Linked DNA regions of Homo sapiens: region 2 is linked to region 1. The links are chromatin contacts, found by Hi-C or POLR2A ChIA-PET in ENCODE. All regions are on one chromosome and are shown on one strand. Each heading gives the region's core, a stretch centred on a gene start or an enhancer-like site at or near the end of the contact. The rest is flanking DNA. Distances are from core to core; before and after follow the strand shown. Region 1 has its middle 16 kb from the start of LINC02425. Region 2 overlaps IRAK3 (interleukin 1 receptor associated kinase 3).

Evidence for each region. Hi-C counts contacts between places; a loop is a spot of excess contacts on that map. ChIA-PET counts read pairs that join two places held with the same protein, here RNA polymerase II (POLR2A). Pooled maps may share reads with other maps.
Region 2: a loop to region 1 is called in a pooled map, with 2.2 times the contacts of the local background. The contact joins two enhancer-like sites. A Hi-C loop is called at or near these places in 1 of 37 single-sample maps with no recorded cell type and 1 of 50 pooled maps. POLR2A ChIA-PET finds 5 or more read pairs at or near these places in 1 of 52 experiments (activated CD4-positive, alpha-beta T cell).

What each region holds. Positions count from the first base shown.
Region 1 is chr12:66,045,277-66,049,389 of GRCh38, forward strand. No RefSeq gene overlaps it. Among named protein-coding and RNA genes, the nearest start is that of LINC02425, 16 kb to the left of the region's middle. Within about 2 kb of position 2,220, at least 2 of the 41 ENCODE cell types and tissues checked have a DNase peak (open chromatin) inside an H3K27ac peak, as active enhancers do.
Region 2 is chr12:66,233,829-66,238,046 of GRCh38, forward strand. All of the region lies in intron 8 of IRAK3 (interleukin 1 receptor associated kinase 3), which reads left to right. It also overlaps the pseudogene RBMS1P1. Among named protein-coding and RNA genes, the nearest start is that of MIR6502, 15 kb to the right of the region's middle. RefSeq lists an enhancer at 1,244-1,323 and a silencer at 1,384-1,663. Within about 2 kb of position 1,395, at least 14 of the 41 ENCODE cell types and tissues checked have a DNase peak (open chromatin) inside an H3K27ac peak, as active enhancers do.

The DNA.
Region 1 (4,113 bases), core at 970-3,469:
ATTGGAAATAATCAAAATAAAATAAATACAATCAGTGAGGGTGAGAATGGGCCAGGGGTGGAATGTGGAAGAAATTCCCTTTCTGGTGCTCTCCTATTGCTGAGCAGCTAGAAATCGCTTCAGAACATTGCTTCTGCCTTTCCCGGCCACATCCTCTCTCTTTTCCTTCTATAGGCAGTAGAGTGAAAGGGTGAGGGAAAAGTCGCCGGCTTCAGAGAGACCTGAGTTCTAGGCCCAGGTCTGCCACTACACTGTTTTTAATTGTGTTTATAATCTTGATGGGTATTCACCAAGTAATTTATCAAGTGCTTACTGTGTGCTGGGCACTCTTCTCAAGGCTTTGAGTCTATTAATTTAGTTAATTATCACAATGATGATAAGTACTTATTTTCACACCACTTTATACATGAGACAGCAATTAAGTCACTTGCGCAATGTCATACAGCTCAGAACTGGAGGACCTGGGATTCAAACACACAAAGTCTGGCCACAGAGCACAAGCTCCTAGTGACTACGCTATCTTTCAAGTTATCTAAGCCCATTTTCTCATCTTAAAAAATATAGCTTATAAGCCTCATAGAATTATTATGTTGGTTAAATGAGATAATGCATATAGGCCGGGTGTGGTGGCTCACACCTATAATCCCAGCTACTCGGGAGGCTGAGGCAGGAGAATCACTTGAATCCAGGAGGTGGAGGTTGCAGTAACCCAAGATCATGCCACTGCGCTCCAGTCTGGGTGGCAGAGTGAAACACTGTCTCAAAACAAAACAAAACAACAAAAAAGAGATAATGCATATAAATTTAGCACAGGGCCTGGGGTATAGTAAGCAATAAAAAGATGTCAGATATTATTTTTTGACTTTCTCTGTCCTTTCAGCCCAGACCCCCAGAGGTGGAACCAGCAGGGGAAACTTGAAGAAATCGTGCCAGTTTCTTTTCTTCCCCACCCAGGGAGTCCTGTGTTCATATACTGTTGTGCTACATAACTAATACTTGAAGGAATAATAATGAGGCCATTGAGTGCCAATAATATGTTAGGCATTATACAAAATTCGTCATTCTACAAAACCTGTTTGCTTCCCAAGCCTACTCAGTCTCTGCTGAGTGGGTTTAAGATTACTGGCAATATATCCATTGCAAACCCTTTTAGCCAGGAGTGTCTGCTGCTTTGTCTTTAAGATTTTGTCTCTGCAAGAATATTGGACTCTTTGATTTCAGCGGCAAGGGTGTTTGGGTAGCAGCCAGAGTCTAACATTTTTTGTCCTTTAAAGCCTTCATGCATCTGTTGTTTGGCCATCACAACTGACTGCCTTGACTTGGTTGGAATTACAACTCAATTTACACCCTATATTTTCCCTTTATTTCTTCAGCATCATACAGGACTCAAGATTTAACAGCATTTCTTTGACTTTCTGGCCTCCTCTCGAGACTTTGATTTATTTCTACAAGCCATATAACAGTGTTCTTGGCAGCCAATAAGAACTCTTCAATTGGACACTCTAATCAGGCTCTTTTCCTTGGCAACAAGTTCTAGCCACCTCCTCTTCTTTGCTGAGAGAAAACTCAGAAAAAAAAAAAAAAAAAAAAAAGGTGCGCCAGTTTAGAAGGAAGCAAAAGCTATCTCAACAGGTGAAAGAAAGCCAACTCTCGTGAAAGTGGGAAGGGAAAACTCTGCCTCTATAGGTATTGTTTCTTTAGGAAGCCATAAGGCCAAAATAACTGGTTATAATCCAGAGTATTGAATGTTTTTCCTGATACTCACTTGTCACATGATTTAAGTCAAGCCTGTTTGCTTCTCGGGGACTCAGTTTTCCCATCTGTAGAATATTACTCTCTGGCATCTTCACCACAGAGTTTAAAGCATTGGCCATATGTTAACCTCTTTACTTTTCACAATCCTGTAAGAGTCAGGCACAGATACTTTGCTTCAGACCTGAAAGGAAAAAGAGAAGCAAAGAAATTGTGGGGTCTGCCTACAGTTGCAGTATAGCTGGGATAACAATTTACATTGTTTATCTTAATGCCAAATGCTATTGTTTTCCAGAAACTTCTCTGTCAGAAAAATGGAATTATTAACAGAGAAATATGGCACCTTGCTTGCAAGTCATTTGACTTGGCTGTTTAAATGAAGTTAGGGGATTTCAAAACCCAATCTAATAGAAAAACATTGGTCAGAGTTTGACATTATACAAATATTTCATACTTGGGGCCTACTGCCTTGAAACACTGACTAATCCTCACTGTTACCTTGTGAAATACATTATTAGTCATTATTAGTTCCATTTTACAGCTGGAGGAACCAAAGAAGAAAGTTCAAATGGCTTCTCTGGGGCCACAGAGGAAGTCAGTACTACACAAGAGAAATTCTTGTATTTTCTCTCTCTTTTGCTCACCCAGATAGAGAAAGCAGGTTTTCTGGAGAAGTTCTCACATCTGAAATCATTCATGAAACTAGAGGCAAATTCACATGGCATTAGTTTTTGAGAACAGTCACAGCTACAGCATTTCTAAAAATGTAAACATAACAGCAAATGTAAGATCCATATTGGAAAAACACCCTTGAGGTTGTGTTTCTCTAATTGTAGTCATTGGGCTTCCAGGAATTTGAGAGCACAGACCCCAAACCATTCACAGACCATGACACTTCTCTTACTCATGAATTAACTATATATTGGTATTCAATGAAAAGCTGATGTCTTTTTATGCGTACCCTAGCCAAAAATAATGCTAGGCTTCCTGATGATTCTCAAGATGTGTGGTGAAGTGTGTGTGTGTGTGTGTGTGTGTGTGTGTGTGTGTGTGATGTCAAGTAGACATTTACTGAACATTAACTGTGTATCAAGCACTGTGCCTACTTGTTGGAAAATAGAAGTAAAAATCTCCTTCCCCTAGAAGAATTTAGGATTTAGGTAAGAAAATAAAATACACATATCTACCAGGCTCTGGTAAAATCTAGAGTTCAAATATGTTATTTTTAATTTTGCTTAACCCCATATTTCTTTAACTTTTGGAATTCAGAATTTTTCTTCAAGAAGCACCTAATAATAATGCCACTATAATTAGTACTTTTCACTTTAAAATTAATTTTTTAATCTCTCCATCAGTATTCAGGTTTAGAATTTCCTAAAAGACCATGTACTTAAGCTTTCTTATAAAACAATTACATCATCAAGATGCAAATAAAGACTTCTTAATTTCCATCTATATTCAATTATTTTATGTTAAATTTGGGCTTCCCGTCTGCCAAGTTATATGCTGTATGGTGAACATATAAACAGGAAGCCAGCATTAGCCCTGCCCAGTAGTGTAGTGGAAGAATGACATGGAAACCTCTGATTGCAATACAATGAGACGAATGCTGGTTGACACACCTACAATATATGACCAGCGCCTGGAAACCAGCCATGCTAGCACATGGGGGTGCACGGAGGTGTACCGGGCGAAGGAAGGCTTTATGGAGGAAGTGATGTTTGAGCGGCTCTGAAAAAAACAGAAGGTCCCCAAGGTGAGAAGAGGATGAGGACTTTTCCAGGCAAAAGGAGAGGCAAAATGGCGTGATTTGGGAGTCTCCTGGGGATCTACCCGTCAAGAGAAAACCTCCTGAGAAGGTCTATAAGTGGAGCAGCGTCTACAGGGCGCTTCGCACAGCAAGCTGAGTCAAACACCAAACTGCTTCAGCTAACGAAATCTGCTGCCAGCATCTTCTGCTGTAACCTGCAAACACTGAGATACCTCTAACTTCTCGCCTTTCTTCCCTTCTTCCTCTTCCAAAAAAAAATGGTAGTGTCTGCTTCCAACTTCTCAAGCATGTGGAAAAAGACCTTGAGCTCCATCAGTGAGTAAGACCAGATAAACAGCAGTGCAGTGTTAGTGTCATCTTTGTCAGACTCATGAAAGAGCCTCCTTAAACAATAAATTATCATCAACATTCCAGGGTATAGTTGCTTAATATGTGTACTAGCCACGTCTCTGATACCTCTTCTTTCCGGGGTTTACCCTTTGGCTATTTCACTATTTGTTAGCATTTATGTACACAATTGGTTGTGCAATTCTACTCTTTCAGCTGCTGTTAGTTCTTGTGGTGATGAAAGGTAAAACAGAGGGTGCAAT
Region 2 (4,218 bases), core at 145-2,644, 190 kb after region 1:
TTTGTTTGTTTTACTAAAATAAACCTGTTCGGGGGAACAGCTACTAGATGAATTTAAGGTTTTTATGCACCTTATAGAACTTATAGCAAAAATAGTTTTAGTTGATTTCGTTATAAATAACGTTTTCAAGAACTTGTGCAAAATTGTCAATAATTTCCTAAAGCACAATTGATCAGAAAAATCCATGATTGTTCAGCCTTCACACCCTTCTTCATGTAAGAACACCTTTCTGTACATCTCACAGTTACTTATTAGGTTGAAAGGTATATGGAGAATGGTCATTAGACGTCTCGACAGCCACCTGCTGTTGACCACTTGCCTCCTCAACAGGAGCCGCTGTCGTCTGCATATGTTCATACTGTGGCAAGTAGGCTCCTTGCATAGCTGACGTTGCAGGCATGTATGTTCCGGTGCTGCCTAGTGACAGATGACTCATCTGCTGGGCCAGAGGGCTGATCATTGATGCGGGCTGTAGTGACATGGTGTGCTCCATTGAGGGAGTTAACACGGCACCGGGGTGCTGTAGAATATATGGTTGAGGTTGCGTCCAAGAAGGACTTTGCACCTGGTAGGCAGATACAGGAGATACAATATAGGGTGTAATAGAAGTTTGAGTGATCATTCGGTTTGTAGCAATACTGTATGGTGAAGGATAAAATCCGTTTTGTATAGCAGCTGTAGTTGGGTCGTAAGTAAGTGTCATTCCAGTAAGTCTCACCTCTCCTTCTCTATGCCATGGTCTTCCATTAGGGATGTATTTGTTTGGGTTCTGTCTCTTTTTCTGTCCTCCATCAGAAAACTTACACAATAAAGGTTCTGTGGGGGCAGAAACTCCTGGTGGTGTCTTAATAAATTTTCCATTAAAATGACCAGTAACAGCTTCACATTTTTCTGTTGATTCCGTCCTAGCAAAGCCAACACCACGACTTGTACCACTGGCATCACGTAGTATCCTTGTAGAAATAACTTGTCCAAATGGTTTGAGCATATTTTCTAGTTCTTGCTTATCCATGGAGAGTGGCAAATTAGAAATGTAGAGGTTGGTAGGATCTTGTTCCTGTTGCTTTGCCATTTGAGCTTGAACCCCACTGGCCTTCAGGGCAGACACAGCTTTTTGAGCTGCTGCAGGGCTGTCAAAGTCGACAAAACCATAACCTTTGCATTTGTTCGTTGTCTTATGCAAAATTGCGTTTGTGGAGACTATTTTCCCATATGGTTGACAGAGCTTCACCAGGTCCTGGTCGGTGGTGTGGGGAGGCAGTCCTCGGATATAGAGGTTCGTTTTGCTGAGCTGATCCCATCCTGAGTTGCTGCTGCTGCTACTGTTGTTATTACTGCTGGTGGTGCTGGGACTGGGAGGGGCCATGGGGTGGGCTGGGACCAGAGACTGCTGCTTGCGATAGGGCGTCCGGCAGTTGCTGCTGCCCCCGGGGTTGCCGCTGCTGCTGGGGAAGATCATCGCTGCGGGCCGCGGCGGCGGGCGCGGGCGCGGGGCAGCCTGGGCGCGGGGCAGCCTCGCCGCGAGGGGGAGGACGCAAGGAGGGGGCCGGCCGGGCCCCGGGCCGAGGCAGCTTTGGGAACTCCCTCTCGCCGCGCGGCGGCGGCCGGCGGGGGCTGCAGCTCCGCGCTGACTTCCCCTCCGCACTCGTCTAAAAGTGCGGCGCGGCGCGGGGCGAGACTCGAGCAGCTCGGGCAGCCGCCGCTCTGCGTGCCATGGACGGGAGTTCGCGCGCGGAGCTGGCGGCGTCGCCGACTCTCCCGGCGGCAGCGGAGGAGCAGCGCCGCCGCGTCCTCCGATATTATTAAGTTATGTTTTTAAATAGTATGAAATAGCATGGAACAATGTATATAAAGTGAGATTAAGTGGAAAAGACCAAATTAAAGTAGCGTATAGTATATAATTATAACTTTGTATAACTACAAATTCATGCATTAAAAAAATATTAAAAGTAAAATATACCGAAATATCAACAACGTTTTGTTTGGTTGGAGAACCTATAGCTTATTTTTCAATGGCTTATTTTTTTACTTCTTTATGTTCTTTAGATTGTATTTAAAGAAGTATGTTCTAGTCTAGCAATAACATAAAATTTATTAGACAAAAATAACTTGGCGTCAGACCTTACTGTCTCAAACCAATTAATTGGAAAAAGTTCCAAAAGACAGTCTCAAGTTACTAAATGAAATCCTTATCAGTTCAATCATTCTCTGTAATTAATTTTATCAGTAAAGAAGCTTGATAATCTGTCATTTTTATGGTTTTAAAATAGTTTTTAAAATGAAAGTTGGAAAATCATTATTCAGCAGCCTGGTGCCCAAAGTGTGAATAACATCTTTTGTCTAAAGCAAAGTGAAATGGTTCTCATGTCTTCAGCAGGGAGGAGGGAGGATGAGGATGAGGATGTGGATGTGGGAAGACCACCAGAAATCTGGGTTCAGGCCGGGTGAGGTGGCTCACACCTATAATCCTAGCACTTTGGGAGGCTGAGATAGGCAGATCACTTGAGGTCAGGAGTTTGAGACCAGCCTGGCCAACATGCTGAAACCCCATCTCCACTAAAAATACCAAAAAAAAAAAAAAAAAAAAAAATTAACCAGGCATAGTGGCTTGTGCTTGTAGTCCCAGCTAGTCTGGAGGCTGAGGCAGGAAAATTGCTTGAACCCAGGAGGTGGAGGTTGTAGTGAGCTGAAATTGCATCACTGCACTACAGTCTGGGCGATAGAACAAGACTCCGTCTAAAAAAAAAAAAGGAAAAGAAAAAGAAATCTGAGTTCAGACCCAGGTCTTTTTTCTCTTTCTGTGGCCAGAGAGTGGCCAAAAGTTTTCGCACTTGCACATTCGGAGCCAACCAAGACAGTCTTAAGGTGACCTCTTGTTGCTGTCAAATTCTTTGACATTACACCTGCCTATTTTTGTACTGGGCTCTGTACTCACGAGTCTAGGACTGTTACAGGAGAACGTGACCCTGTATTCTCTTAAATCCTGGTCAAGCTTTACCCTGATCAGCTTCCAAATCAGAATGAGGTCAGATATGTTTAGGGAGGCGCCTCCAGCCACCTGCCCACTCTGGAGCAGGTTTTAGTCAAAGTTCTGAAATGCCTGTTTTTCTGAAACACCCTCTCCCTAGTCTTTCATCTGTCCTTCCCCTTCTTTACCAGCCACCCTAGCGATCTCGTTGTTGTCCCTGTCTCTCATCACTGGTTAAGAGTGTGGCCTTTGGGGTCACATAGATCTCAGTACAAATCCCTACTCCTCTACTTTCTGGCACTGTGATCTTGGGCAAGTCACTTAATCCCCTGAGGCTCAGTCTCTTACCTCATCTGGAACTGGGGTGACAGTGCTCCACCTTCTCCCAGCATTGTGAGGAGGAAGTGAGGTGATAGACTGAAAGCACAACCCAGGCCTGGCAATGAGCTGTAATTATCCCCCCACAATGTGAGAAAAGTGCTTCATCCAACCTGTACTTGAACCCTTGCTGTATGGTGGGCCCAGCATGTTGTGGGGGTCCAGCTCCATTTGGGTGCAGCTCTCATTATTCAGACTTCTTTTCTGTGGAGCTAAAATCCTGTGACTTGCCCATTTGCCGCTGGAATTATCTATATACAGCTAAAGAAAAAGGAGATAAAAGCTCATTTCATTTCTCTTTGAAATCAATAGTCTCTTAGTCTTTCATGAGTAGCTGAGTAAAAAGATGTCTCAGTTAACTATAGTAAATCAAAAGAGCACCAAACAGAAAAATAGTGGGGCTAGGTGTTAGTTCTGGCCCTGCTATTAAGCGGTTTTGCATGGAACAAGTCATGTCAACCCTGTGGGCCTCATTCACCTCCTCTGCAGGATTCTATAGCAGTGATGACAAGTCAGTGTTGTCTCATGTTCCATGTCTGATTGATTGATAATGATTTCCCACATGCAGGGTTGAAAGAGAATCTATGGTGGGTGCTTTCTGAACTAAATTTTTGATGTTTGCCAAGAATATGGGAGGATGTTTTGGGAGGATAAATGTTATGGCAACATTTAAGCCACATATTCACCATTCCTATACTGAGTAGTCTAGGGCTACCCTCAGTTTCAAATCCTCTTTACATAATTGATTATATCAACAAATATTTACTTAGTATCTTCTATAGACTCAACATTATGCTTAAGTAAACAACATCAGGTGGGCTCCCTGTGGGTGTCAAACAATGTCGTTGGAGCTGTACAGCAGGAATTTTGGA